3 separate regions of the Homo sapiens genome follow, and all the other regions are linked to region 1. A link is an interaction called in ENCODE POLR2A ChIA-PET data of the cell type or tissue named here. Cell type or tissue: Panc1. All regions are shown on one strand. Each heading gives the region's core, and the rest is flanking DNA. Links, peaks and the distances in the headings are about the cores only.

Region 1 (10,396 bases), core at 1,410-9,409:
AACTTGTTCACCATTTTCTGCTGGTAGGTTCTACCTGTATTCACTCAAAACCAAGATGTATGTGAATTGTTATCCAGGGATGTGTGATATTTGATTCAGAAGGGACCTCACTCCTCAGTAATGGATTCTGATATATTGGCTCACTTTGGGTGGGATAGCTGCCTTAGGGGCATACTCAGGCTAGGCATTTTACAGGAATGTTGTTGAAACCATTAAGACTTGCAAACTTAAAAACCATGAGCTTGTGCTGATGAATTCAACACTGAATGTGTTGAATTCACCTTTGGGTGAATTGGTGGTTCTTTAGATTCCTTTAAACTTGTAGATTCTGTTTTTCTGGTACTGAAATTAAAGGGAGTGATTGGGACCTTGGCAGTAGCTTCAGGATTGGTGGTCCTAGAGACATTAAGAGAAGAAAGCAGAAGAGGACTCAGGCCCTGATGGACGTCCTGATGATCAAAAGTGAGGGATTAGAGGCCTTTGGGACTAGTATGTGTCTAACAGAACAGTAATAGCATTGTGTCTCATGGAGGTCCTTTTTTTCTCACTTCATTTATTCTCATTTAACTATATTAAATTATAGTTAACTAACTTTATTATCCATTAGATGAGGTGAAACAATCACTGGCAGTAGATGGAAAGGACAGAAAGTTCTACACCAGTGTAGCTCATGTGGAGGTCCTCTTGCCACAGTGGCAGTGATGAGACCATACACGGATACGTGATGCCGCTGCTGCTCCCTTGATTCTGATCTGGATCTGGTTGCAGATTCTTATAGGAGATCTCCCTGCAGCCCACCCTAAAGACCCCAGGCCCCAGCTCTCCCACTACCCAGCAGCCCAACCTCTGTGTGCTGCCCGGAGTTGGGAATGGAGCATCTTTGCCTCACTGTCTGAATTTGTACAAGTTGTAGAACTGCAGTTGCTAACTTAGGTTGATAAAGCCTTGATTTAGATTAGATTTTGATTACCCGGAGGACTCCTCTTACCTACTCTCATAGCAGCAGATTGGCCAGAGTGTTGGTGATTTCCTTTCAGGTAGGCGGTAAGAGGCCAGGGATGCACATTCTCATGCCTCGATTGCTTACCTTGCATGCCCCAGAGTCAGTTCCAGCTGGGCTTTGGGACAGAGCATAGGGCAGGCCCCACTGCTCTGGCTTTATGCAAATGGCACATCAGAAGTACAGAAAACTGAATTTAGAAAATGGATTGAGAAACATGAAAAAAGTATTTGGTGAGTTCAGAATAAAGAGATGTGAAGTATTGATTTCTAGTTAGGGAGCATTTCCAGACCAAATGCGTAAATCCAAGGGTTGCACATCACCAAACTCCCAGGATAAATCACATGAAAATAGCTTTTTTTATGTGTTAGAGGAGCAATTTTCTGTTTCTTCACCATATTGTGCAACTTTTGCTAAGTACTCAGTCACAAAGTGACCCAGAATTCAATGTTTCTCTGAAAAAAGTTAAAGCCAAATGATTCATAGAAAGGTACAACTATTTAAGCTTTTCTAATTCCCATAGTGCCAACTTGGCAACTAGTCCATCCAGAATAATGTTTTTTAATACTAGGGGGGAATATCTTCCAAAGAGGAACTATGGGGTAGAAACAAAACCTCTAACAGGCTTGTAAGTCATTGGTGAGAAGACAAAGATGCAACTGGGACAATGAAAAAGTTGCTAAGTAGTACCCAGAAAAGTTAGGCCAGGTGTTGTGGCTCACACCTGTAATCCCAGCACTTTGGGAGGCCGAGGCGGGCGGATCACCTGAGGTTGGGAATTGGAGACCAGCCTGACCAGCATGGAGAAACCTCGTCTCTACTAAAAATACAAAATTAGCCAGGTGTGCTGGTGCGTGCCTGTAATCCCAGCTACTTGGGACGCTGAGGCAGGAGAATTGCTTGAACCCGGGAGGCGGAGGTTGCAGTGAGCCAAGATCCTGCCATTGCACTCCAGCCTGGGCAACAAGAGTGAGACTCCATCTCAAAAAAAAAAAAAAAAAGAAAAGAAGCAGAACTAGGGGAAGAAAGGTCAATACCAACAAGAGATACAATATTTACTATAAATGCAGAGAAGGCAAGAGTTCTTTGTAAAGCTGCAATCTCAGTATCCCTTGAAATGTGAAATACTCAAATTATCGACATTTGCCAAATGATAACATTTTTTAGCCAGTAATTCAAGTTTGCTAAGGAATCAACCCTCAGTATGTTACTTAGCTTGCCCAGAGTGATTCAGAAGGCATGTAAAACTGGAGAACTCTAACAAATAAGGCAGATGGTTTCATGTTTCCCTCTTTTCTGGCTGGAGATAACCTTTTCAGTTTGTGTTTGCATTGCTTACTGTTAACTATCTCCAAGTAGCTGTTACTGGAAGGGGAGCTGCATCCTATGTGGTCAGAGCCACAGTTGAGTACGTGCAGTATAATTTGTTGTGACTTCTGCTCAACTATTAACTTGGGCACGTAAGCAAACATTCCTACATTAAGCACGATATGGATATGTTCAGTCTTCTACTGGTTATTGTAACTGATATTTAGATGGCCTTTTCCCATTTCTGAATTAATGTCTTTGCCTCATAGGTGAAATAGTTTGCTCTAATGTAGAGGAAGGCAGAAAAGGAAAATGAAGACTGTTGGATTGGTATATTTGTTGTACTTCCAGGAATGTATAATGTTTATACTATTATCAACACACTGTAATAAACTAATCTTGCAGAATGTGTTTCATGAGCAAAGAGAAATAAATTAAATGCAGTTTTTAAAAAAGGCCCAAATCAGAAGCTTGAGAACATGGCTCATGATCATTGGAATCTTGTCGAATTTTAGAGTTCGAAAGCAGCTGTCCTGGACCTTATATGAATAACCAGGCTGAACGTGTCCAAATGTTTTAATAAAACTGGATAGTATTATTTCAGCAACGATTCTAGCTATGTAAAGCAGTGCCCACTGTCATCATAGTACTGTCCCCCTGATGTTGCCATTAGGCTAGAAAGAGTAGTTTATTTATTTATTTTTATTTTTTATTTTTTTGAGACAGAGTCTCGCTCTGTTGCCCAGGCTGGAGTGCAGTGGTGTGATCTCAGCTCACTGCAACCTGCGCCTCCCGGGTTCAAGTGATTTTCCTGCCTCAGCCTCCCGAGTAGCTGGGATTACAGGCACCCACCACCACGCCTGGCTAATTTTTGTATTTTTAATAGAGATGGGGTTTCGTCACGTTGGCCAGGTTAGCCTCAAACTCCTGACCTCTCAAATAATCCACCCGCCTTGGCCTCCCAAAGTGCTGAGATTACAGATGTGAGCCACCGCACCCAGCCTAGAAAGAGTAATTTAAAATGCTGATTGCCTGAGAATTTCATGGCTTCAGTTGCCACCTTTCTATAAAGATGCTTAGAAGCAACTGTGATGTAGTGGCAATTATACTCGCCAAGAAACTAGAAGATATGGATTGGTTCTGGTCATGCTGTTTACTGGCAGTATGACCTTGGACAAGTCACGCCTCTAAGTTTCTTTCCTCATGCATCAAATGAGGGTGTTGGCCTTCATGTCTTCCAGAGATTTCTTTCAGTACTGAAATTCTGCAACTACCATGCCTATCTCTAGCTCTGACCTCTCCCTTAGCCTCCTGCCTTGCTTTTCCGTTGATCCCAGGATGGTTATGCCTGGATGTTCTTCTGATAACATTGACCATCTTCCTGACTATCCTGAAGGTCATCTTCCTACCCTCCTAACTCCTGATTCCCCCCAAAAGAACTTTATGCTGCTCTTTAGCTTCATTCATTTATTTTATTTTACTTTCCAATTTCCTGTTCTTGTCAATTATATAATTAGTATTTTAAGTTAGAAATCATAGAATATTTGTCTTCTTCCTATGCATAATTAGTCTGTTAGTGGGCACTGCTTATTCTTCCTTTGCAGTAATTTTCCCGTGGTTTTATTACCTCTCTCCCATGCTTAGCACTAAGCCCAAGCCTTTCTCTCTCTTCTTTTCAATTATTATGATGTCCTTATCCATCTTTCCACTCAACTCTTATCCCTACCATATGTCAGATCCTCTGTTCGGTATTGGGAACAAATGCAAACCACACGTGTAGCTTAAGGATCTTCCCACATAGTGGAGAGACAGAGAATCATATTCAAACAAGGGTTTTGGCTGGGCACAGGGGCTCACATCTGTAATCCCAACACTTTGGGAAGCTGAGGCAAAAGGATCACTTGAGCCCAGGCAATTGAGACCAGCCTGGGCAACAGAGCGAGACCCTGTCTCTACTAAAGAAATTTTTTTTTTTTTTTTGAGACAGAGTCTCACTCTGTCGCCCAGGCTGGAGTACAGTGGTGCCAGCTCAGCTCACTGCAACCTCTGCCTGCCAGGTTTAAGCGATTCTCCTGCCTCAGCCTCCTGAGTAGCTGGGACTATAGGCGTACGCCACCACACCCAGCTAATTTTTGTATTTTCAGTAGAGACAGGGTTTCCCCATGTTGACCAGGCTGGTTTTGAACTCCTGACCTCAGGTGATCCACCTGCCTTGGCCTCCCAAATTGCTAGGATTACAGGCATGAGCCACCATGCCTGGCCTAAAGAAAATTTTTTAAAAACAAGTAGTTTTAATATAGCTTTTCACATGAATGATGTTTGAGGTCTTGGCTAGGGACCCTAGATAGTGGACCCTGACATGAAGGCAATCCATTTAAAAGTAAGAATTTGGCAAGAATAAAAAATTACTTGCTAAGGAATAAAGGAGGCAAAATTTTATGTAAATTCTTAAACGATGTAGAATCTTAAACTATGTAGAATCACAGAATTTTAAATTATTTCTAGACAGTATAAGAAATTATTCATTCAATGAATAATTACTGAGTACTAGGATAATTTGGTGACCAACACGGATAGGTCTCTGCTTTTAGAGCTCATTTGAGGGGCCGTTAGGTAGTGGGGAACTAGGAACAAACAGCAACCTCAGGAAGGTGATGGCTGCCACGGTGGGAAGCACACCGTGGATCTAGATACCTAGGGGATCACAGCAAGCCTTGTGGAGAAAACGACACCAGAGTTCAAACTTGAAGGATAATTCTCATTCATTCAGTCTATTCATTTTACAGGTAAGAATTAACTAAAGCTTAGAAAATTTGTGGTTTACATGGAACAAATTAATGGCAAGCCAATCCCTTAGGTGGCTTGTTATTCCTGGATCTTGCCTTGATTCCACGTTTCCTGAGCGCAGTATCTTAAAATTTCATCTTTCATAGAACAAAGTAAGCGTTGAGTAAATAATTACTGATAACTTGCAACCTGTTGACAAGGCTGACACCTATCTGAAAGTGCAGGAAGTGCATTTGCCTTTCAGTCCTTAGGAATTTACAGTCTACAGCAGTCATTCATTTTGGAGTTACTTGTATTTCTGGTGAGTTATGTTTATTTTTCAAATTACAGTGAGAATTCAGATCTAAGAATTTCATAATGAATCTCATAAATAGCAGACCTCAAGATAATTAGAAATTTTACAACGTTTAAATTCCTTAGATCAATTAAAAACACTCTTGGAATAATTTATTTTTAAAATGCATGTAACAATGCATAATTTACTGACAATGCCTTAAGATTGTAGCATACAAATGAATTCAGTACATTCTACTATAATAATTCTTGTACAAATGAATGTGATAAACATCAGTTGGTCCATAATATATTTTAGAAAAAAAAGGATTTTTAAAATAAAATGGCTCTAGAGTAGCTTTGCTTAGAACTGACTCCAAATCCAGATGGGTTGGTTGATTATCTCACTGGGTTTATTTAGATGGGTTTATTTATTTAATTATATTTAGATTGTAAATTACCAGGATATTTTAGCTTTTATTATCAGAGAAATGTTAAGTAGGCTTATCTGGATATTTGTTATCATCATTTGGATTTAAATATAAATGCTTTAATTTTGAGTCACTAGTTTTTATCTAAATGCTATCTATAATTTACATTGCTTAAAACACAATAGCTGATAACAGAAGCCATATTTTTGATGGGCCTTCTAATCAAAAAGAAAATAATCTCTAAATACATTAGTCTTTTCAGAAACACAGTTGAGGTTGAAAGTATTTTTTTTTTCATTTTTGTCCTTGATTTTTTTTTTTTTTTTTTTGAGACGGAGTCTTGCTCTGTCGCCCAGGCTGGCGTGCAGTGGCACAATCTCTGCTCACTGCAAGCTCCGCCTCCCGGGTTCACGCCATTCTCCTGCCTCAGCCTCCCAAGTAGCTGAGACTACAGGCGCCCGCCACCACGCCTAGCTAATTTTTTGTATTTTAAGTAGAGACGGGGTTTCACCATGTTAGCCAGGATGGTCTCGATCTCCTGACTTCGTGATCCGCCCACCTCGGCCTCCCAAAGTGCTGGGATTACAGGCGTGAGCCACCACACCCGGCCTGTCCTTGATTTTTATCTGCCTTTTTTTGTCTGGCAGTCAAACTTTCACAGTCCCTGTTAACTCCTGTTTCTTCTTAACTTTATTTCCTAGCAGTAACTCTGTGCATAATCCATATTGTTCAGAGTTTCACTAAGTAAGATGTAATACAGCCCACTGCTGATTTACTGATGAAAGAAAATCACTTATAAGATGAACCCTGCTGTAAGACAGAGATGTCTCTTGTTTTGTTTTCAGCAGAAGCTGATCCTGTCTCATTTTTTCCTGCTACAGGTTCCTCAGTGGTGTGCTGAATATTGTCTTTCCATCCACTACCAGCACGGGGGCGTGATATGCACACAGGTCCACAAGCAGACTGTGGTCCAGCTCGCCCTGCGGGTGGCGGATGAAATGGATGTTAACATTGGTCATGAGGTTGGCTACGTGATCCCTTTCGAGAACTGCTGTACCAACGAAACAATCCTGAGGTTGGTTTGTGGGGTTCAGTCCGCTCCCTGCTGATGATTCTTGGCTTAGGTTCTACAATTCTGAAGGAGCATTATTCTGGCATTCTACCTGTTAAGCATCTATGCTGTGCAGTAGCAACTGGTCTCTGTCATCAGCCAGCCAGCAACAGTTGCTTTCCCACACTGGCATCATCTGGGATTCCTTGTCTAAATGTATCCCATGACTCCCATTATCCCCTGGAAAAAGTTAACAACTTGCTTGGCCCCTCAGAACCTTCAAGCGTGTGCTTCTGGAGCTATGCCTCATGCAGGGTCCACATCATTGCCTGTGTGCAAGCCACATGGACACCTGGAGCACACTGTGTGCCCTGTGCTTTCCACACCCTGTGCCTGTACACCTGCCCCTCCCTGTGCTCAGCATGTCCGGGCCCGGCTAGTTCCTCCTAGTCACTCAGTATGCAGTGTAGCAGCCACCTACTCCAGGAAGGCTTCCCTGCCCCTCCAGTAATACACATTAGAAAACCCTCTGTGGGGCTTCTGGAAAACTTGGTGTCAGCCTGCATCATAGCAGCTTCGACAGTGTTTCTCAAACTGTGCTTTGCAGAGTCTTCTATGTTCCAAGGAGACTTCTCTGTGGCTACCGCAAGTTGTGGTATCTCTTCTGTGCTTAGCTTCATTATGAGATTTCCTTTGAAGAAGGATTTCCAAGAGCTTGAAAGAAGAAAAAAAAGGAAAAAGAAACTGGAAAAATCACTGCTCTGGGCTAGTGCTTCTCAAGCACCTTTATATTACAGCCATCATAGAAAGTGATAGTATCCATACAGTACCGCAAGGAAATGGTCACAGCTGCCTGGAGCCAGAGTTGACCATCCCACGGGCTTCAGCTGCCCCGGGCACTGCCCGACCACTCCAAGAGCCAAGTAGCTAAGTATCTCGGGGTCAGTATTTCTGCACCTCTCTAACCCATTTGTGTGGCATACAGTGTGCCACGCACAGCATTGGGGAAGCTCTGCTTTTCTGTAACAGGGCAGGGATGGTTTTTCACGTGCTCATATCCCTAGTGTCTCATGTGCTCATCCCCAGGAGGATGTTCGGTAAACTGGATAGTGGAAGGGATTTTGCCCTGTCCCAGCTAGCACTGCACTCTGGTGCGGTTCTTATCTCCATTCAGAAAACCCATGGGGCTGGGCACAGTGGCTAATGCCCATAATCCCAGCACTTTGGGAGGGCGAGGCAGGAGGATTGCTTGAGCTCTGGAGTTTGAGACCAGACTAGGCAACACAGTGAGATCTCATCTCTACAAAAAATACAAAAATTAGTGAGCGTGATGGTGCATGCCTATAGTCCCAGCTACTCAGGAGGCTGAAGCGGAAAGATCACTTGAGTCCAGGAAATCGAGGCTGCAGTGAGCTGTGATCGCGCCACTGCACTCCTGCCTGGGTGACAGAGTGAGACCCTGTCCCAGAAAAAAAGAAAGCCCATGGGGCTCATTCGGTTTGTACTAAGCTACTTTCCCTCAAACGTTTATCTTCAAAAGTAGAAGACAGTCTTCAGGCTAGTGTCAAATCATAGGGGAAAGTCTTTAGACCATCAGCACTCTGACTTGAACTTCTTGAAGATATATTACCTTCTGTTATTATAACAATTATGTCCCTGAGTCATTAAATTACTATGTATTTATAAATTGCTGATTGTGTAAATTGTACGTGAGTGGTACAAAAGAAACATAAAAACCTCTCTGGTTCTTAGGAGCTCACAAACTAGTTAAAGAGCTGGACAGGACAAGACATAGGACCCTGAAAGGGTGAAGGATCCCTAAGCAGATTTGTGGTTGGTTGGTTGGTTTGACATTTTAAAGTAGCCCTTTGAATTATGTTTTTAATTAAATGATGGCTCTGACTAGGTTCTGAAGTTAATATTATATCTTTAATACCATCTAGACTTTGAAAACCCTTTAAAAGGATTCTTTAATGTAGTCATTTTTAAAATGAGATATTATAAGAGCTTTGTCATGATATGGAATCAGATATTTCTTTTTCTTTCTTTTTTTTTTTTTTTTTTTTTTTTTTTTTTTTTTTTTTGAGACAGAGTCCCACTCTGTCTCCCAGGCTGGAGTGAAGTGGCACGATCTCAGCTCACTTCAACCTCCATCTTCCGGGTTCAAGCGATTATCGTGCCTCAGCCTCCTAAGTAGCTGGGACTACAGGCATGCACCATCACACTTGGCTAACTTTTTGTATTTTTAGTAGAGACGGGGTTTCGCCATGTTGCCTGGGCTGGTCTCAAACTCCTTAGCTGAGGCAGTTTGCTGGCCTCGGCCTTTGAAAGTGCTGGTATTACAGGCGTGAGCTACCGCACCCAGCCTAAGATACTTCTTAATATGGAAAGCCACAAAGACAAATAATGGTGGGGAAATCTAATAATACTGTTAGACACGCCTCACCTTTTAAACATCTATCACATGTTAGGCTTAGGATTGTTTTATGGTAAAAACCCAAGCATTCAATTCTGACACCCAAAGGAAATACTATATATTAAAGTATGTATTAGTTTCAATCTGTGTATGGCATTCCTTTCTTAACAGGGACAGTTGCTTCAGGTGTGGTGGGCTGAGGTACAAAGGCACCCATGGAGACAGGTGGAGAGTAGCTTCCTGCTTTGACAGGTTTTGCAGGTTGTTTCTTTCTGCCCTTGCTGGGCTGCCTTATTCTTCATTGCTTTCATATCTTCACTTCACAGTTACTCTTGCTTCTGAACATTGTACTTTCTTTTCCACTGTGACATGCCCCCAGAACCAGCGCAGAGTCAGAAGATACTCTGATGCATTGTGGTAAACAGTGTTTGAGTCACAGGAAAGAGGCCAGAGCTATTGAAAAGACCCCTATGATAAAATAAAGCAACACCTGTTTTCTTCCTGGTATTCCATGCTCTGGAGAGGAGGCAACATGGCTGTCAAAGGGTGTCTCCACCACTTACTCACTTGTAACCTTATAGAAGTCACCTAACCTCTTTGACCTTTAAGTTGCCTCATCTGAAAAATGTGGACGATTAATATACTTGCTCTGAGGGTTGTTGTGAGGACTATTAAATTTATGTAACTGATGCATGGTGTATGTATGTGGTAGCTATGTTTATAATTATATTTTTATAATTATGATTAGAACAAGATTGATTTTCCTGAAGAGGTATGCTAGCCATAATTTTGAATAAGCTCAGATTGAATAGCTATTTAAATCAGAGGATTTAACATTGATCATTGATTGGCCGGGCACGGTGGCTCACGCCTGTAATCCCAGCACTTTGGGAAGCCAAGGCGGGCAGATCCCAAGGTCAGGAGATCGGGACCATCCTGGCTAACATGGTGAAACCCCGTCTCTACTAAAAATACAAAAAAAATTAGCTGGGAGTGGTGGCAGGTGCCTATAGTCCCAGCTGCTCAGGAGGCTGAGGCAGGAGAATGGCGTGAACCCAGGAGGCAGAGCTTGCAGTGAGCCGAGATCATGCCACTGCACTCCAGACTGGGCAACAGAGTGAGACTCCATC
Region 2 (10,396 bases), core at 1,194-9,193, 730 kb before region 1:
CAGATGACTTCCAGCTCCACCTCCAGACTGGAACTCTCTTCTGATGTCCAAATGTGACTAATGCAAGGCATCATCCCCTCCCCCACCGCACCTGTCCACTCCCTCTCTCCTCCCTCCTTCTCTCTGCTTCCCTCTGTCTGTCTCTCTCACTCTGTCTCTCTCTCTCTCTCCCTTCTCCCCAACTCTGTCCCTCTCTCCGAGTTGCCAATCTGCAGGTGCTGCATTACTCATATTCTGATTTTTGAAAACTGCCCTTTGGAATGTATTTCAACAAGAGGATGAATAGACATGACCACATTTCATGGAATCCAAGACCCACTGATTGTAAGATTCTCCATTATTTTATGCAGAGCTCAGAAAGACCAAAAAAAAAAAAAAAAGCCCAAAACCCTGCCAATGACACTATGATACAGCATCCCTTATAAGACCCATCTTGCTTTTTGAGGGGTTAAATTGCCTCTACTATCAGAGCAAATGAGCTTACAGATCATATTCAAAGCACTCGTGTGGTTATGGGCTCTGTCCAAACCAGGAAAATGGCCCTGCTCTGAGTGTAAACAGGTGCTGCTCCCACCTTTAAAGGGTTGTGTGCTCCTGAGCCCAGGCTGTGTGCCCACCAGGGAATATTCAGGGTCAGGAGTTCCACAGTGGAACCACCCTGTTATGATTGATACCAAGTCCCTTCACACCTAGGTCATCTTGGAGGGTTTCTTACCCTTGCTATATCTCAGCAAGTACCTACCTCACTGTATAGGCATGAGATATTATATTCCAAGTAAGCTAGAGGCCCAGGTCAGAGAAACTTCTGGCTAAACAGTAGCTTTCATTACTATTATCATGATTTTACTCATAGCTGCTTATTTGTCAAGACGGGTGTTCAGTGCATCCAGCAACCCTATTGTAGCTCAAAGCTTAGGAAGAGGTGATTAGGATTACAGTATAATAGCTCGCTTAGAGATGTGATTCATCAGAAGGGCTTGTCCTTAAATACCAGCAATTGAGAGGACAGTTTTCCTGGAGCTGGATCTGTGGGCCTCATTGGGAGGGACAGACTGTGCGCTCATGTAAGAGGGGCCAGCTTTGAAGCGAACGTTTACATAGCAACGTGAAAGATGGCTGTTGGACCATCCCCTGCTTTTCCTAACGTAGGGTACTTGCATGCTGTTTATTCATCTTTAGGACAGTCGCAGCATTTAGATCTGAGACTAGCTATAAACGAGAGCGAGGTTAGCGTATAAGAATGTCTTAGGGGGTTTTCCTGCTCCCTGGAGGCAAGTGGGCAAGCACAGGCAGGGCACGCCCCAGGGCAATGACAGGCAAGCCTCTCCCTCCACCGGCATCCAGGCCTCAGTGGCTTTGGCGGGGTCCCCGCTATTCTTTAGGAGGGCTACTTGCTGGTTATTCTGGGTCCAGGAAAGAGTTTGTGTGGTAGGAACCTTGGAGCATGAAACTTTAGTCAGCCTCTGAATTCTAGGGTATAATTAGAAAAATCACTTTATACTATTTAAATATTTAAAAAGCTGTATCAATCAAATAATTGGTGTATATAAATGTACCAAAATGGCAAGAAACTAGAAATATGGCTTGTTTGAGGTCAAGTTCATATAAGATGCTTTGGGGAAAGTGAAGGTAAGTAAAGCACAGTCCCTGTGTCACCTTTTTAAAAAAATAAATGTTATTGTGTATATTTGAGATTTATAACATGATGTCATGGGAGACACATAGATACTAAAATGGCTTCTATAGTTAAGTAAATTAACATATTTACCATACACATAGTTACTTTTTGGGGGCAAGAGCAGTTACAATCTACTTATTTAGGAACAATTTCAAATACATTTGATTACCTAGAGTCCTCATGTTGTACATTTGATCTCTGGCCTTGTTCATCCCACACATGTGCTGGTTTGTATCCTTTAACCTACATCTCCCCACCCTCAGCCCCTACCCCTGGTGACCCGGGGGCTTTCTGTTCTATCTCTGTACATTTGACCTTTAAAAAAATTCCACATCTAAGTGAGATAAGCAGTATTTTTCTTTCTGTGTGGGCTTTATTTCACTTAGCATGATGTCCTCCAAGCCTGTCTGTGTTGTAGCAAATGACACAATATCCTTCTTTTTAAAGGCTGAATAATACTCCATTGTATACACAGTACAGATGCCATATTTTCTTGATCCATTCATCTGTCAATGGACATTTGGGCTGTTTCCATATCTTGGCTACTGTAAATAGTACTGCCAGGGACTGGAGAGTGTGGATACCTTTACAAGGCGGTTATTTCATCTCCTTTTGGGTAAGACCCAGAAGAGGGATTCCTGGATCCTCAGTGTCCCTCAATTAAGGTAAGATACTGCATTTAAACAGATGCCTGAGGAAACACACACACATACACATGCACACACACACACGCCTAAGAAACACACACACACATTCAGTCTTTTATGTGTAGCTGGGACTGTAATACATCGTATCAATTTTCTGGTTTGAGCACAGAGGAGGACGTAGATATCTTCTGTTTACTTTTAAATTCAGAGCATTAATGAGATGGATTTTCCCAAGCTGGGGTGAGGGGGTTTCTCATCCCTGCTTGGTGTCTCCTGACTCTCTGCAGGCAGTTGGCTTTTGCTCATTTGCATTTGATTGGCTTTGGTTGTCATGTGTGCGCCCATGAGGTCCTCACCACATCTGGCTTTTGTTTCTCATATCTCCTCCCTGCACATGGCAGGCACAGGTTTCTGCACACAACAGGGCTCAGTGACTGTTTTCATCCAATGGCCACAAGAGAAGATAATAATATTGCCCTGGAGATTTTCTGTAGCGTCTCCCAGGGACGGCCAAACCTGCACAGCTTTGGCAGTCTGCACTCCGCATGCCAACGCCGGTGAGCTGACTTCCTGCTGGCCGTCTGGACCGTAAGGAAAGTCACCTGCCTGCACACACATGCGATGCACACACACGTGTGCACACACATGCGATACGCACACACTTGTGCACACACATGCGATGCACACACCTGCGTGCACACGCATGCACGCACACAAGCATGCACACACACACTGTGGAAACCTGCTTCTCATTAACTGAGCCCTCTCTGCTTTAATCGAAATAATTGGACTACAGTGGCCAATAAGAAAATTGTTGGGGGAAAAGATAGACATTTACATCTTAAAATTGAAACACTTTCTGACTGATTAATTGGTGGAAAGCAAAAGATACTCTCTTCTTCCTTTTTGTGTTTCACATTTATTACAGTTTATGCTCTGGAAGTGAAAACGCACCAGTGCTTTCCTGGATGGAAAAAGTAATCCAGATATTACCCTACCAAACTATATTCTCTCTTTCCTCTTTTTAATGAAGTAGTTAGTGTTTGTTAAATAATAAGAGAAAAAAGCACTTTAATTAATATTAACAATTGGAAGGGGATTAGTGCCCTAATCCCCTATTACCAGGTTTCTAATCCACCTTTAATTGTGTAGGCAGCTATAAATGAAGCACCTAAAACTCTACCAAGCTTAGGGGCAGCCAGAGGGTGGCGATCAGCCCTCACATCTCTGAGGATGCATGGGGCCCCATGCAGCCTCTGTCTTCCGATCCTTCCTAATGCTCTGCCTTTCCATCAATTGAATGGCTCCTGGAGCTGATCCCAGCCTTGTCTTTAAGAGTGGAATCCAGCACTTTGGGAGGCCGAGGCAGGTGGATCACGAGGTCAGGAGATTGAGACCATCCTGGCTAACACGGTGAAACCCCATCTCTACTTAAAAAAAAGAAAAAAAAAATACAAAAAATTAGCCGGGCGCAGTGGCAGGCGCCTGTAGTCCCAGCTACTCGGAAGGCTGAGGCAGGAGAATGGCGTGAACCCGGGAGGCGAAGCTTGCAGTAAGCTGAGATCCCCGCCACTGCACTCCAGCCTGGGTGACAGAGCGAAACTCCGTCTCAAAAAAAAAAAAAAAAAAAAGGAGTGGAACCCAATGAGGCCTGGCATTCTTATCTCTGTAGTGCAAAGAGAGGTCTACTTGGTGTGCAGAGGAGACCTTGCCTGAAAAAGCCAAGATCTGGGAAATGTCAGACGGGCTGATGCTGAAGCCTGGTGTCTCCAACAGAAATATCCTCAAGTTTCTCTGTTATTGTCAACAAAATAGCAATGAGAAGTTTGCCAACATGTACATGTGAAGATTTGTTTTGAATATAGAGCAAAGCTGAATTATAGATCATCAAGAAGCAGCTAAGCCTTCATTATTTAATTGGAAGGTAGGAAAGAAGGACGAAAAAAGGAAAGAAAAAAGCACAGTCAGCCTGACTCCCTAGTTTTCATCCATTCCTTTCCCCTCCTTACCCCAATGCCAGAGATGGGAATATTCCCTAGTAAACTCATTAATTTCCCTCAGTTTTGACAGACTGCTTAAATCAGCTTAGAAATGCCACCACTGAATAAGCTTACCCGTGAGTTGATGATTGCTTCCTTCCTAAAGAGCAGCTCACACACCAACTGCAAGTGAAACGGTGTACTCCAAGAGTAGCTTAATTACAGATCTGATAGAGGAAGACACCGAAAATGTGTAAGAGCTGAAGAGACCACAAGCTGAAGCTGTATTGGTGTTATGGATGCTTAAATCATAACCTGTGGGGTGGCATAGCTGGAAGGCAAGGCAGATTTTGTTCCAGACATCTACCTTCTGTGGATTTGGTGCTCAAAGATATTAATTCTCATATGGGCATCATATAGGATGTTAAAAAAAAAAGATGTCAAGAGGATATTTGCTGTTTCTTTTTCTCTTCCACGAGAAGCATGCCAGACATAATTATTCACCTGAGTTTGTAACACATTGCTTAGGAGGGCCAAAGGCTAGCCCTGCTAGACCTGTTACCCAGTCCTACAGCTGCTGGAGAAGGGCCAGGAGTGGGTAGTGCGCAGCATCCTGTGTATGGGACCAGCTCTGCCACTGGTGGGCAGCAATGAGCAAGGACCATAAGCAAGGCTATTGAGATCCCTAGGACAGTTTGCAGAAGGGTGGGTCATGTTAGCCTTCTTCCTTTTCTGATATACTTACCAAAGCAGCAGTTCAGAGGAATGCCATTGAAATAGGGTATCTGGATGCCCACGAGGCATTTGGCCAGGTCTTATGATATCCTTGTGGGGAGGGTGGAAAAACATGGGCTAGGTATATTCATAGCTGGTAGAGTGAAAAGCATTGCTCCAAGTCAACCTGGAAATGGGTAGGGGAGTCTCTTGTCCCTTAATGCATCTTATCTTGTTTCCATATTTGTAGCAATGGCTCAGATGACACACATAGACACTAATCATATTTGTAAGGAATTGCTTATGGCCTGAGTGACAGAATCTAAAATGAAGGGTGGAAACTAAGAAGATGAAATTTAATAGGGATGAGTAGAATAATTTCTCCAAATCTAGTCATTCATTAAATTTTTTTGATGTGATCTCTTAAAGCTCTCCCAAATGCACCCAGTTCTATCCATCATCGCCATCCTGACCCCAGCCATGATCATCACTTGTTGGTCTCCCATTTGGTCTCTCAGCTTCTACTCTTGTCCTTTTACTGTTCATTCTATTGCCAGCATCCAATTGTCTTTTTAAAATGCAAAGCTGATTAAGTTCATCTGCTGCATCAGTTTTTCTTGCCCTTGGAACAAATCCAGGCTCATTAGCATGATTCACAGGGCTCTGTGGCATTTGGTTCCAACCTCCTCTCCACTTGCCCTGCCCCAATCACGCAGCTCCTCAAGCACACCATGTGCTATCTCGCCTCTAGGCTGATGAACACATGTCCCCTCTGCCTGGAATATCCATTCATTCCTTTCTATTGCTGAGTACTACTCTCCATTACATGGATGTACCACCAATGTGATCATGCAGTTATGAACATTCTCATACAAGTCTTTTTGTGGACATATGCTTTCATTTCTTTTTGGGTAGAAATCTGTAGGAGTGGGTTTGCTGGGTTACATGTAAACATATATTTAACTTTATAAGAAATTGCCAAACAGTATTCCAAAGTGAACTGTATTACTTCACATTCCCAACAGCAATATACAAAAGTTGAGATTTCTCCGTATTTTCAGCAACACTTGATATTGTCAGCATTTTTAGTATAAGCCATTATAATAGGTGACTAACGGTATCTCATTGTGGTTTTAATTTGCATTTCCTTGATGACTAAAGATGTTGAACATCTCTTTGTGTGCCTATTTGTCATTTGTATGTCTTTATGAAGTGTCTATTTAAATCTTTACCTCATTTCTCAAAATTGAGTTGTCATATTGAGTTATAAGAGTTATTTATATACAGACAGTCCCCAACTTATGATGGTTCAACTTGTGATTTTTCAACTTTACAATGGTGTGAAAGTGATACACATTCAATAGAAACTATACTTCGGGTACCCATACAACCATTCTGTTTCTCAATTTTACTACAGTATTCAATAAATTACATGAGATATTCACCACTTTACTATAAAATAGGCTTTGTGTCAGATGACTCTGCACAACTGTAGGCTAATGTAAGTGTTCTGAGTACATTGAAAGTAGGCTAGGCTAAGCTTTGATGTTTGCTAGGTTGGGTGAATTAAATGCATTTTTGACTTAGAATATTTTCAACTTACAATAGATTTGTCAGGATGTAACCCCATCATAAGTGAAGAAGCGTATGTAACAGGTACAAGTCTATTGCTAGACATATTTAATGCAAATATTTGCTTCTGGTCTGTGGCTTTTCTTTTTGTTTGTTGTTGTTTTTTTTTTTTAAATAAGTGTCTTTCAAGGAGCACAAGATTTTAATTTTGGCAAAGTCCAATTATTTTTTCTTTTACTTTTTTTTGAGACAAGGATTTGCTCTGTCACCCAGGCTGGAGTGCGGTGGAGCAATCACAGCTCACTGTAGCCTTGACCTCCAGGGCTCAAGAGCTCCTCCAACCTCAGCCCCCTGAGTAGCTGAGACTACAGGTGTGTGCTACCATGCCTGGCTTTTTTTTTTTTTTTTTTAAATAAGAGATAGGGTCTCACTATGTAGCCCAGGCTGATTTTCTTTTTTCTTTCATGGTTAGTAGTTTTGGCATTCTGACAAATCGGTGCCTACCCCAAGGTACAAAGATTTTCTCCTGTGTTTTATTCTATAAGTTTTATAGTTGTAACTTGAACATTCAAGTCTATGGCCCATTTCAAATTAATTTTCATGTGTGGTGTGAGGTACAGGCTGAGGTTTATTTTTTTTCTAAATGTCATAGTCTCCTGAACTTGAGGACTCACAGACACCCAAGAAGAGGTACCTGGCTGGGATATGTATTGGGGTGTGGGGTACTGAGCTAGAGATGTGGACCCCAGCTGCTCCTCAATCCCAGTCAGGGCTCCTCCACTGCTATATTCGCCTTTATTGGTCTTTAGATAAAGTTTCATTTGAATACAGAGTTTCACATCTAACAATGTTAGAATCCTGTCTAGTCTCTGAGTTATAAGATGGGGGAACGGGGCCCAGAGAAGGTTGTAGTTTTGCAGGTGAGTCCATGCCAGAACCGGACCTGCAGGCCAGGTCTCCTCCTAGAGTACCACACCTTCCTCTGCCCCACCTCCACACAGCCTCTGGTGGAGAGCTGCGGGAGATTCCACAAAATCCCTTATTTGCAATTTGCCTTTTCAGCATTTTAAACATTGAAAATGAGTAACACTTAAAGCTAAATAATTTATATCCTCTTTTTCTGATGCTGTCACTTGCAGAGGAGATAAAAGATGAGTTTGTCAGGAGGGGTGGCAGTCGTCCAAAGGCTCTGCAAGCACATTCTGCATCTCAGTGGAAAAGCCCAACCTATCAGTCAATGTGGAGCAGAGGTCAGCTTCATGGATATCAATTAGAATTTCTTTTCCCCACTTTCTGAAATGTGACCTGACATCCTCATGATCTGCTTGGGTTTCCAAAGACTCTGGATTCTTGCAAACTAGCTAATAACTGTTAAGTGCAAGTGGTTGCACAGTGAGAGTTGGAATCCAGAGTTTGAGAACAAGGCTAAAGACTTCTGGAAATCCTTAGTACTGGCTCTGAGATGGGAGAGTGCTATGGTGCCACTGTTTCCTGTACAACATTTTGCTTCTTTGAAAAACTTAAATTCTATTTAAAAACCTTTTAAAGTAGAGTGGTCTCTCTTAGCATGAACCTGATCATGTCTCTCCTCTTCCACCTTAAGACTCTCCAGGGCCTTCCCATTTCACTGAGGACACAGTCCAGACCCACGGGCATGCCAATAAGTCTCACACCTGCCTCTTAGTGCCCTTCTTTTTTCACCTCCTCTCTGTTCACTACTTGCTGGCCATATCCCTTCTCTTTCTGTCTTTTGAACACAGCAAACCCTTCCTGTCTCAGGACCTCTGCCCTGGCTGATCCCTTTGCCTGGAATGCTCTTGCTCTGAATCCGCTGTAGTTCCGTCCTCACCATCATCAGCTACTCAGAGAGGACTTCACCAGCTCCACGCACCATTCCCAATCATGTTACTCTCTAGTTCTGTACACAGCATTTATTCATACCTGAATTACTTATTTATATATTTATTTATTCAATCCTTCTGTCTGAATACAGTCACCAGGAGGGTGCTGCCTCACGGGCTGGTTCACCCTGGATGTAGCATCTAGAACAGAGGTTGGTGTAGGTGAATATTCAGAAACATTTGCTGACTGCTGCAAGTGAGTCACATAACTCAGGAGGATGTCCCCTGTCCACACTCATCTTCCCAATCCAAACTCCCTCCCCAGAGATGATTATTGCTAACATTTTCATGTATTTCCTTCTAGTCCTTTCTCTGAGTATTTACATATATATCACACAATCATGTATGGACACACACACAGACACACGATTTGTCTCTATTTTTGCTCCTTTTTGGTTTTCTTGGCAGATGAGATCTTTCTAGCCATACCGTCCTGCAGCTTGCTCTTATCACTTAGGAATGTGCCTAGAGGGAAGTTTTCACTTCACTTTAGCACATAGAGATTGACTTCATTTTAGGTTAAAAAAAAAAAAAAAAAAGCAAGCCTGGTCTTCTGCAATTAGGTAACTATGTGATTATCAGGGGACACATGGGCCTTTTTCACTCCTGTGGCTCTAGAACTTCATGAGCAGTTCCCTCCCTGGGCTGATCCTGCTTTTAGGTGTTCATTTTTTCTTTCCCTTGTGGAGGCTCCTTTACCATGTGGCCATCTTCAGTCTTTCCTGCCCCTCCATGCAGGATTATGGCAGACGATATCCTGCCTGGAAGACCTAGGATACTGTTTGTGGAGCATAAATATGATACACCCTCAGCCCCTGACTCCTCACCAAGCACAATGTTTGGAAACAACAACAACAACAAAAACTTTTTAAAACTACAGGGTAGCAGAGAACACAATGTATGGTAGGAAATAAACAATTTTCTTTTTCTTTTCCTCATTTTTTTTCCTGCAACTTTGAGTTCTGGGGCACATGTGCAGGTTTGTTACGTAGATAAACATGTGCCATGGTGGTTTGCTGCACAGATTAACCCATCTCCTAGGTATTAAGCCCAGCATCCATTAGCTATTCTTCCTGATGTTCTCCCTCCCCCATGCCTCTTTGACAGTCCTCAATGTGTGTTGTTCCCCACTCCATGTATCCATGTGTTCATGTGTCCTCATCATTCAGTTCCCACTGAATAAGTGAGAACATGGGGTATTTGGTTTTCTGTTCCTGTGTTAGTTTGCTGAGAATAACAGCTTCCAGCTCCATCCATGTCCCTGCAAAGGACATGATTTTGTTTCTTTTTATGGCTGCATAGTATTCTATTGTGTATATGCACCACATTTTCTTTATCCATTCTATCACTGATGGGTATTTGGATTGAATGCATGTCTTTGCTATTGTGGATAGTGCCGCAGTGAACATATGTGTGCATGTATCTTTATAATAGAATGATTCATATTCCTTTTGGTATATATCCAGGAATAGGATTGCTGGGTCAAATGGCATTTCCGCTTCTAGATCTTTGAGAAATCACCACATTGTCTTCCACAATGGTTGAATTGATTTACTTTGTCACCAACAGCATAAAAGTGTTCCTTTTTCTCTGCAACCTTGCCAGCATCTGTTGTTTCCTGACTTCTTAATCATCACCATTCTGACTGGCATGACATGGTATCTTATTGTGGTCTTGACGTGCATTTCTAATGATCAGTGAAGTTGAGCTTTTTTTCATGTGTTTGTTGGCTGCATGAATGTCTTCTTTTGAGAAGTGTCTGTTCACATCCTTTGCCTACTTTTAATGGGGTTGTTTTTCTTTTTTTGTAAATACAAGTTCCTCGTAGACTCTGGATATTAGACCTTTGTCAGATGGAGAGACTGCAAAAATTTTCTCCCATTCTGTACATTGTCTGTTCACTCT
Region 3 (10,396 bases), core at 1,699-9,698, 910 kb after region 1:
CAGGCAATATGAGAAGTACAAAGACAGTGAAAACATGACTCCAATATTCAAAACAGTCCTTTCTGCAAATTTCGATCCTCTCCTCAAAAAAATGACCCCCTGCCCCGAACACAGACATATACATTCTTCAGGTTGAAAACCCATTATATTAAGAATGCCTTCTTACAGGAATTCTTATTTTCACAGCAATGTAGCTTGATAAATTCCTCACCATGCATATACAAGTTCAGCTACAAATGCCCCACCTCCACCCACCTTACACATCCTTCTGAGGAACAGTGTACCCTAGAGAAGTCAAAGCTAAAGCTTAATCAAGGATGGCATGAGATAAAGGCTATAAATCTTCCCAAAGGGGCAAGCCTTTCAAATAGACCAGAAAGTGCTACTTGAACTAAAAACAACTCTATGATCGAAGAGTTTTCTGTTTCCAATTATTATGTTCAAATACAGAAAGAACTCTGAAACTTCTGCTTAAATTATTTAATGAACAATTAAGTATAGTCTGGTAGGGCCCATAACTTTTAAGATAATTCAATGCAGTTTTATTTTATTTAGGACTGACCATGCCCACACCATCTCCTTTCACTTCATAGCATTTCTGTATGAAGGCAACGACCTTTCCCTTCAGACCTATCAAAGCCCTTGACTATTCTCAGGTATACATAGCATCAAGGCACCTTTTATAGTCTTTAGTTCTAATCTAAAAATATTATCTACTTACAAATTTTTTCGTATTACATAAAAAATGTTCCAAACACTTCCAAAAACAACCCAAGAGTCTGATCAATTTAGCTGAAAAAGCAAAGAGGAAGATCTGTACAATTTATGTGTATATACGTGTATGCATGTATGTAGGTGTTTTGTACTATATGTGTTCATGTTTATTTCTTATTTCTCAAAGACAGAGATGAGGTAATCTAAAGCTAAGCACCAAATAACTTCCTTCTTTTGCTTGGAAGAAGGGGAGATCTTCAAATCGCTTTATTGTTTTTAGCTAACTCACCATATAGCTGAAGTCTAGAAGAATCTCATCTTAGAAATTCTTAAGATTTCCTCTCTAATGTCTCTGAGAGATTTCTGTAATTAGAAGTTAATGAGCACTGGGGGGTGGGGTGCAGACTACATAGCACAACAAAATCAGCAGACTGTACTTTGGAACTATAATGTACAATAATATCACCAATTCTGCTTTCATTAAGTGCTTTTTAAAAATATAACCAGAACTTACAATGTTGAAATGCATGGTATGTGAAATTATGTCTCAATAAAGCCGATATACACAAACACAACTAGGATTTCTATTTGACCTAATACAAAATTATCAAAAACACTTAATTAGTCCCTCCTACTCCATGCTCTGCATTAAACTACAAACGGGCATACTGCCCATTCCCCAGCATGGCAGACATACAGAAGATGAGGAGAACAGACTATTCTCAGTTTTTGACAGCACGAAATTCTCCAAACTTCCCAGAGCATGAAAAACACACATCACTTAAATATAGGTAAAAAATAATATCTAAAAGAAAATTATTTTATTATCTAGTGTTTGGGGAATACGTAATTTCATTCTTTTCATTAAGAATTGCACATTTTCAGCTACAAAGATTAGTAAATTACAAATCAAATTTCATGAAAATGTCACTGAACTGTCCCAATTTTTGCTACGTCTTTATTGCACACTGCTCAAAGAGAACTTCTGAAAGTTTAGACATTACTTCATAGACACGTTTTTGTTGTAGACGTGGTTGGTTCAACAGGATTTGGCCCATACGCATATAATTTAAAGTTTTAGCCACCGCATGTTTTCTACTTAAAGTGAAGTGCAGGGAAAAAGCATCATAATACATGCCCAAAAAAAAAAAAAAAAAAAAAAACAAACAAAAAAAAAAAACCTTACAATATCTGAGTTCTTCACATAATTACACTTTGAGCACCTTTTAATGTCAGGGGATAAAAAGAACGTAAGAATAAGGTAGAAGAGTTGGTAGACAGGGAAAGACAAATAAATGCAAGTGTTAAAATCTCACTTTATGGGAGAAAGGCCAGGAAAAAATGAAAAGTTCCAAGAGAAGATAATCAACATATACATGTTTTCTAGGTTACTGACATCTCACAATGCCTCCAAGAGTAACTGAAGCATTTTTTTTTTTTTTTTTTTTTTTTGAGACAGAGTCTTGCTCTGTCACCCAGGCTGGAATGCAGTGACGCGATCTTAGCTCACTGCAACCTCCACCTTCCGAGTTCAAGCAATTCTCCTGTCTCAGCCTCCTGAGCAGCTGGGACTACTGGCGCACACCACCACACCTAGCTAATTTTTGTATTTTTAGTAGAGACGGGGTTTCACCATATTGATCAGGTTGATCTCGAACTCCTGACCTCAGGTGATCCACCCACCTCGGCCTCCCAAAGTGCTGGGATTACAGGCGTGAGCCACCACGCCCAGCCAAAGCATCTTTCTCTTAGTACTTTTTTTGAAAATTTAACAAACGTGTATTATGCCTTCTGTCCCTTTCTCCTTCATGAAGACAAATAAAAGGACAGCTGAAGCCACTCTGGGACGATTAATTTTATAAAACTAATCTGTAGTATCACCATACATTCAAAATTGAATGAAATGCACAATTAGCCTAATAGTGAAACATAATTACAGATAAAGTGTTAATACACTTCTTAAAACATGAAGGCCTAAGAATGAAAGCCACTATATTATATATTACTAGCTAAACCGTTAAAAAAAATAAAAAGCAAACATATATTATTCCGTAAGCTGGGCCAGGAGTACAGTTTACGTATTTTGAAGCCACAGGTCAATGACTCACTGGGGACTTCACAGCTACTATGGAACTCCACTGGTTAGAATTTAGAGCTGGCTCATAGATATTTAGAAAACAGACTTATTTTTTCCCCCATATATGGCACAGTTTTCAAAGTTTTGCCTTATTTTCCTTTATGACATAAAATTATAATGGTTATTAACTTTGAAAAGAATGCCAAATGGTAAAAAAAAAGCCAGGACTTACCTGAGCCCACATGGGCCAGCCCAACACTACCCTGGAGTTCTATGGTAGCTGTGACATCACAGCATGGTTTATGCTGTGGGGTCAGGGTGGACCTGGAGTCGGCTGGCACAATTTCAGGAACCCTTAAAGAGAAAAGTTAGTTTTAAGTGGTAATGTTCAGAATGTCCTTTACCATGGTCAGAGAAAGATGCAGATGTGGTTTTCCTCTAGCCAGAGTTTAACTCATTTAACCGGTTTTCATATTAAAAGGAAACTATACCACCCAGTAATACTTTTTTATATCATAAGCATTTGGCTATAGTTTAATCCTGAACCTGGAGATATTCACAGCAAACTCTTTCAAAACTAATGAGCTGTTTTTTAAATAAAATGACTTCAATATTTTTTAAAGTGTACCTTCAAGTAGGCAAAAGCACAGGAACAATCTCAGAAATAATTTGAGCAGGCCAAAACACCTCCTGGTTGTATTTTCCACATAATAATAGCAACAAGTTAAGATCCACTATTTCTATTCCTAGTAACAGTGCTACAAAACAACAGCCTATTCAAAAAATCAGATGAAAATCAAAATTATAAACAAATTCTTAAATTTAATCTATAACATATCAAGACTAGCTTCTATTCAACAATCTCACTGTCCATTACTAAAACATCCTCTTTAGAAAAATAAAAGATTCAATGAGAGAAGGAAGTCAAATAGTCACTAATTAAAGCTTTCTAAATTATCTGTAAGTTGTGACAAACTATGTCAAATATAGTCTATACTACTGAGCTCTTTTCTCCTTACATCTTTGATCAGAGTGTTAACAACCCACTCTTGTGAAAATATAAGTCCCCAAAGTCATGAAAAAATACCTAACCTAACAGATAACTTCGTAAGAAAGAAGATCCTGCCAAGCAGGAAGAATTGCTGCTGAAAGCAACATGGCAGGACTTAAAGGAAACATGCCACAAAGTTATCTTTGGGACAAGTGATCAGAGATGGGGACAAATGTTAACAGGGCTGAAACAGATGAACATGAGTTCACATCATGAGTCACTTAAAACATTACTGAAAATATTCAACTGAAAGGAAATTACGGTTCTTAAAAATCTTAGGTTCCAGCTGGGCTCAGTGGCTCACGCCTGTAATCCTAGCACTTTGGGAGGCCGAGGTGGGTGGAACACCTGAGGTCAGGAGTTCAAGACCAGTCTGGCCAACATGGTGAAACCCTGTCTCTACTCAAAATACAAAAAAAAATTAGCCGGGCGTGGGGGCGTGCGCCTGTCATCTCAGCTACTCGGGAGGCTGAGGCAGGAGAATCGCTTGAACCCAGGTGGCGGAGGTTGCAGTGAGCCGAGATTGCGCCACTGCACTCCAGCCTGGACAACAAAGAGCGAAACTCTGTCTAAAAAAAAAAAACAAAAAACAAAACAAAAACTCTTAGGTTCCAAAAGTAGATTTTGAAACTCATAAAATAGTGTATGCCAAAACCACATTCACCACTGAAATCACATCCAAAGGTTTTTCTGACTTCAAAATAAAAATTTCAATTGCCACACTGCCAAGTTACCCTGGCTGAATTTGAAACTAAATTTTAGATTTTTATAATTACACTATATCTCAGGTAGGCCGAGAGAAACTGAATAGTCTAGCCCACCTTTTTTTTACTAGAGGGTAAATGAACATTTTAAAAGTGGAAATGGGAGGCTGGGTGCAGTGGTTCACACCTATAATCTCAGCACTTTGGGAGGCCAAGGCAGGAGAATCGCTTAGAGCCCAGGATTTCAAGACCAGCCTGGGCAAGATGGTAAGATCTCATCTTTACAAAAATTTTTTAAAATTAGTCAGGCATAGTGACGCATGCCTGTAGTCCCAGCTACTTGTGAGGATCACCTGAGCCCAGGAATTCGAGGCTGCAATGAGCTATGATCACGCCATTGCACTCCAACCTGGGTAACAGAGTGAGACCCTGTCTCTGTTTAAAAAACGAAGCAGGGGCAAGGAAGAAAGGATAAAAGGAAAAACTTTCATAATTTATTATAACTTTATACTGTTCATATTATATACATTTAATTCTTCTAGACAAAAGTAGACAGAATTAAGACAGAAAATCATCAAATTGGAAGAAATGTTCAAAAGTAACCCAGTCAATCTTACTAAGGTCTCCAATTAGAAACACTAAACAAGAAAGCTCCTATAATTTGCCACTGAAAAAGAAAGTTCATGGCTTCTGTAGACACTCACAGCCCCACAAGCATCCATCCCCAAAAGTTTCAGACCCCATGTATCCAATAATCCATCAGGCATCCTCACCACAAAACCTCTTAAAAAACCTAAACTTTCCCTCTCCTATGTCCAGGAAAAATGATACTGTTAGCCAACCCAGATGTCCAAACCAAAAATCTGGCTTTCTAAACTCCTCCTCATCTCAGCCCAGTATCAATTCTTCCAAGTTTTGCCAATTCTACTTCAGTCTTTTTCAAATAAATCTCCCTTTCCCCATCTCCACTGACTCTACCCCAGCTATACCTGGCTATACCTAAGTTGCTATCATTTACTCTACTGGTCTGCCATCTCAAGTGTTGCTCCCTCTACACTAGGGTGAGTGTGGTCTTCTTAAACTACAAATTTAATTACGGCATTCCCTTTTCAAAAGTTGACCACTAGGCTGGGCGCAGTGGCTCACACCTGTAATCTGAGCACTTTGGAAGCCCAAGGAGGGCAGACTGCTTGAGCTCAGCAGTTCAAGACCAGCCTGGGAGAAACCCAATCTCCACAAAAAATTTAAAGAATAAGCCAGGCGTGCTGGCATGCACCTGTAGTCCCAGCTACTTGGGAGACTGAGGTGAGAGGATCCCTTGAGCCCAAGAAGGTTGAGGCTGCAGTGAGCCGTGATCATGTCACTGCACTCCACCCAGCCTGGGTGACAAAGTGAGATCTCATCTCAGGGGGAAAAAAAAAAAAAGTTTACCACTGCCCTCAGGTTAACAGCTAAATTCCTTAACCAGGTTAAGGAATTAACCTATTTAACCAGGTTAAATAGTCCCAATATTCCCTACAGGTTCTCTCTCACAGTCCTCATTCTACACTCCAACCAACTGACTTCTCTCGGGTTATTTGACATGCCTTGGTCTCTCCACCCTGGATTTTTAACACATAAAATTCTCACTAATAGAAACACTATTCCTTCTTCTCTTTCAAGTTTCAGCTTAGATGTCACCAAAAGTCCTCTCCAAATCTCCTAATGAGATTAGGTTCTATGCTCCTTCTAGGACCCTGTACTTCCTCTGCTGAGCTATCCTGGCTTGCTAAATTCTATTTGCCCTATAAACTCTTTGAGAGACATGACTTCTTTCAAAGTGCTTGGGAGCACACTCAGGGAGTACCTGAATGCATGAATGAATGAACAAAGAAAAGGTAAAAGCTAAGACAATTTTTCAAAGTAACTGAGGCCAGGTGCCAAGGCTCGCCGCTGTAATCCCAGCAATTTGGGGAGGCCGAGGCCAAAAATGATTTTATGTTGCCCAGACTGGGACTGGAGATGTGTATTTTTCATATAGATTTCATGTAACTTGATAAAATCACCAAAGAAAGTGAACGAAAGTGAACAAAAGACATGAATCAACAACTCACAGAAAAAAATACAAATGATTAATAAAATGAGACAGCATGCCATTCTTAACAACAAACATCAGCAAAGACAGCTCCACAGGGACTCCCAAACTGTTGCTAATAAAGAACAGGTTAATTTAAGGTGCAGCAATTCAATGTCATATTACACATTCATTTTTAAAAGGTAACATGTTGATTCAAAATATAAAGTTCAATGAAAAAGGATATACAATATAATCTCAACTATGTAAAAGTAAATAAATGCAAAAAAAAAGACTGAAAATACACAAAAAATCTGACAGACTTCCTCTAGGCAGTGAGATTACAAACTATTTTTATTTTTTCATAGCTTTTCTTATCTCTGAAATAGTCTACAATGCATATAGTCTGCTTTTCTTTGAGATGGAGCCTTGCTCTGTCGCTTAGACTAGAATGCAATGACTGATCATAGCTCCCTGCAGCATCAAACTCTTGCCTCAAGCAATCCTCCCACCTCAGCCTCACATACCTGGGACTACAGGCACCCTGCCACCACACCCAGCTAAGTTTTTTATTTTTAATAGAGAAGAGGTCCCGCTACGTTGCACATGCTAGTCGCAAGTTGTCTGCCTTTATTATTCAAAAATGAACTAAACTATCAAAGATCGTTACAAGAAGTCAGTACAAATGTCTAAATTTGGTGAAAAAGAAATAATATATTTTCATCAACTGAGGAAAGGATAAACAAAATGTGGTATACACATACAATGAAATATTATTCAGTCTCAAAAAGGAAGGAAATTCTGGCTAGGCGCAGTGGCTCACGCCTGTAATCCCAACACTTTGGGAGGCCGAGGCAGGTGGATCACTTGAGGCCAGGAGTTCGAGACCAGCCTGGCCAACATGGTGAAACCCCCGACTCTATTAAAAATACAAAAATTAGACACACATGGTGGCACACACGCCTATAGTCCCAGCTACTTGGGAGGCTGAAGCAGGAGAATCCCTTGAACCTGGGAGGCAGAGGGTGCAGCAAGCGCAGATTGCACCACAGCACTCCAGCCTGGGCAACAGAGCGAAACTTCCTCTCGAAAAAAAAAAAAGGAAGGAAATTCTGACCCAGATCACAACACAGATGAACCTTAAAGACATTATACTAAGTGAAATAAGCAAAAGGACAGATACTGTATGATTCCATTCATGAGGTTATTACGACAGTCAAATTGATTGACAGGAAGTAGAATGACAGTTGTCAGGGGCTGGAGGAAGGGGGAATGGAGCTATTTAATGGATACAGAGTTTCAGTTTTCCAAGATGTAAAAAAGCTCTAGAGAGAATGGTAGAAATGGTTACACAACAATAAGAATGTACCCAATGCTAATAATATACACTTAATGAGTAAAATGGTATAAATTTTATCTTACGTATATTTTACCTCAAAATAAATTGCAAAAAAAAGGAACAATGATACAAGGACATTATTCAGAGGTATCGGAGGTGCTGCCTCAAATAATATCACCTATATAGTATTCCTCCCTCCTCTAAAAAAGATAAATGTTTAAACTGAATCTAATCATAAGGAAATCCACAAATCTAAATTGAAGATCATTCTGCAAAAGTGGAATCTTCAAAAATGTCAATCATGAAATAAAAAAAAAAAAACAGGTGCTGTTCTAGATTAGAGAAGACTGAAGAGACAAAACTACACACAATGTATAATCCTTAACTGAACAAGGTGGGGCAACAGCAATTACTGAAACTATTGGTGAAACTAAATATAGACTTTCAGTATTAAATTTCTTGGATAATTATACTGTGTGGTTGTGTAGGAAAAAATGTCCTTGTTCTTAGGAAACACATGCTGAAATATTTAGGGGTAAAGTGTCATGATGTCTTCAGCTAACTCTCAAACAGTTCAGAGAATACACACGAGAAAGACATACAGAGACACCAAATACAGCAAAGAACTGGAAAATCTAGGTCAAAGGCATGTGGTGTTCAATATATTACACTTGTAACCTTTATACAGGTTTTGAAATTTCTCATTATAAAATAATGACAGGGGCCAGGCATGGTGGTTCATGCCTGTAATCCAAGCACTTTGGGATGCCAAGGCAGGTGGATCACTTGAGGTCAGGAGTTCGAGACCAGCCTAGCCAACATGGTGAAACCCCGCCATTACTAAAAAACACAAATATGAGCTGGGCGTGGTGGCGAGCTTGCCTATAGTCCCAGCTACTTGGGAGGCTGAGGCACAAGAATCGCTGGAGCCTGGGAGGCAGAGATTGCAGTGAGCCCAGATAGCACCACTGCACTCCAGCCTGGGCGACAGAGCAAGACTCCGTCTCAAAAAAATAAAAATAAATAAAAGTAAAATAAAAGAATGACAGGGAAAATAGTGGTTGTCTATGCACAGCAGGACTGGAGGTAGAGAGAAGAAGAAACTATTGCATTTCTTTATATTTGCATTTCTGTGCTGCCTGGGTTTTTTTAAACCGTGTGCCTAGTTTAACGCAACTTTTTAAAGTTAGTTTAGATCCCAACAATTCTCTAGAGTCAAAACACATCCTTTTATACTTGATATTTAAAGGATACATCTGGATTTCATATTTCAATGTGTTCGTTTAATATAGTACTTTCTTTTTTAAATGAAAGCCGTTACTGAATCAATGCTGCATATTCAAATGTCAGTTATCACATAATCAAGAATCACGCGACATAGTCCCTTTCTCAGCATAAAAAGGCACATTACTAGTTGGCAACCCTGTGTAATCAATCATTTCTGAAAGCCGAGAACTACGTCTCAGACATACTAAAGGCAACCAAGAAGAATACTGGCGCTTTATTTCTGCCATCACCGCCCATTTGCCTTAATAGAAACATTCATTCCTGGAAGCTTTCTTTTTATCACAGGTGTCAGGAAGTACTTTCAAATCCCGGACCAAACGGGCCAGCATCATTTAATAGTAGAAAGGGAAGAGGTGAAAAGTGTGAGTGTGCACACAGGCATGTGTGTTCCCTACAGATGAGAATATTTTATGTTGCTGGAAATTCTCACAATTCACTTAAAAATCATGACATAAAATGTTATTTTATATCCAGTGTTCCAAGATCAAAACAGGAAATCCTTAAAAACTTGAAAAACAAAAACTACCTGAAGATAATACTTATTTCATGTTGCTAAAAATAACTCTATTACCTATATGAACTACCTTGGACAGGAAGTAAACCCACAATCACAAACGTTTGTGGAGTGAAATGATCACAGTCTTCATAGCTACACACGCATCACACTTAAGAGTATCACGCAAAGTTAGCCAAGGACTACAAAGCATTGCCAGTACTCTAGCACTCACTTTCCTTTTACGGATGCAGGCCAAAAGACGCTACAGAAGTCTGTGTACATTTTGGATCCTATTAAAAGCTTTTAATGTGTCCAGGCATGGTAGCTCATGCCTGTAATCACAGCTACTAGGGAAGCTGAGGCAGGAGGATCACTTGAACCCAGGAGGTGGAGGTTGCAGTGAGCCGAGATTATACCACTGCACTCTAGCCTGCGCAACACAGTAAGACCCTGTTTCAAAAACAAACAAAAAAAAAACAAAAAAAAACCTTTTAATGTAACATTTTTAACTCGAACCATTTTTGTTTTGTCTTTAATAAAAGGACAATTAGGTGGGTTTTGGTTGTTCGTTTTTGTTTGTTTTTTTGAGACAGAGTCTCCGTGGCCCAGGCTGGAGTGCAGTGGCGCAATCTCGGCTCACTGCAAGCTCCACCTCCCGGGTTCACGCCATTCTCC

The links. ChIA-PET counts read pairs that join two places held together with the same protein. Peaks named below come from ENCODE experiments on the same cell type or tissue, not always from the same donor. Only the 100,000 strongest peaks of a DNase experiment are listed, where the experiment ranks them.
Region 2: POLR2A ChIA-PET joins it to region 1 with 5 read pairs; 1 of 35 experiments calls an interaction of 5 or more read pairs at or near these places.
Region 3: POLR2A ChIA-PET joins it to region 1 with 8 read pairs; 2 of 35 experiments call an interaction of 5 or more read pairs at or near these places.

The regions. Positions count from the first base shown.
Region 1 is chr10:125,863,468-125,873,863 of GRCh38, reverse strand. It overlaps DHX32 (DEAH-box helicase 32 (putative)), which reads left to right. Exons shown (of 11, transcript NM_018180.3): 2 at 6,681-6,874. Among named protein-coding and RNA genes, the nearest start is that of DHX32, 13 kb to the left of the region's middle. In Panc1, for the core only: CTCF peaks have their summits at 5,096 and 5,296; a DNase peak (open chromatin) is centred at 5,273; H3K27ac peaks cover 3,299 bases.
Region 2 is chr10:126,592,743-126,603,138 of GRCh38, reverse strand. All of the region lies in intron 2 of C10orf90 (chromosome 10 open reading frame 90), which reads left to right. Among named protein-coding and RNA genes, the nearest start is that of C10orf90, 73 kb to the left of the region's middle. In Panc1, for the core only: CTCF peaks have their summits at 4,721 and 4,934; a DNase peak (open chromatin) is centred at 4,938.
Region 3 is chr10:124,955,036-124,965,431 of GRCh38, reverse strand. The region is part of intron 1 of ZRANB1 (zinc finger RANBP2-type containing 1); the gene reads right to left. Among named protein-coding and RNA genes, the nearest start is that of ZRANB1, 18 kb to the right of the region's middle. In Panc1, for the core only: no CTCF peak of the experiment used is centred there; no DNase peak of the experiment used is centred there.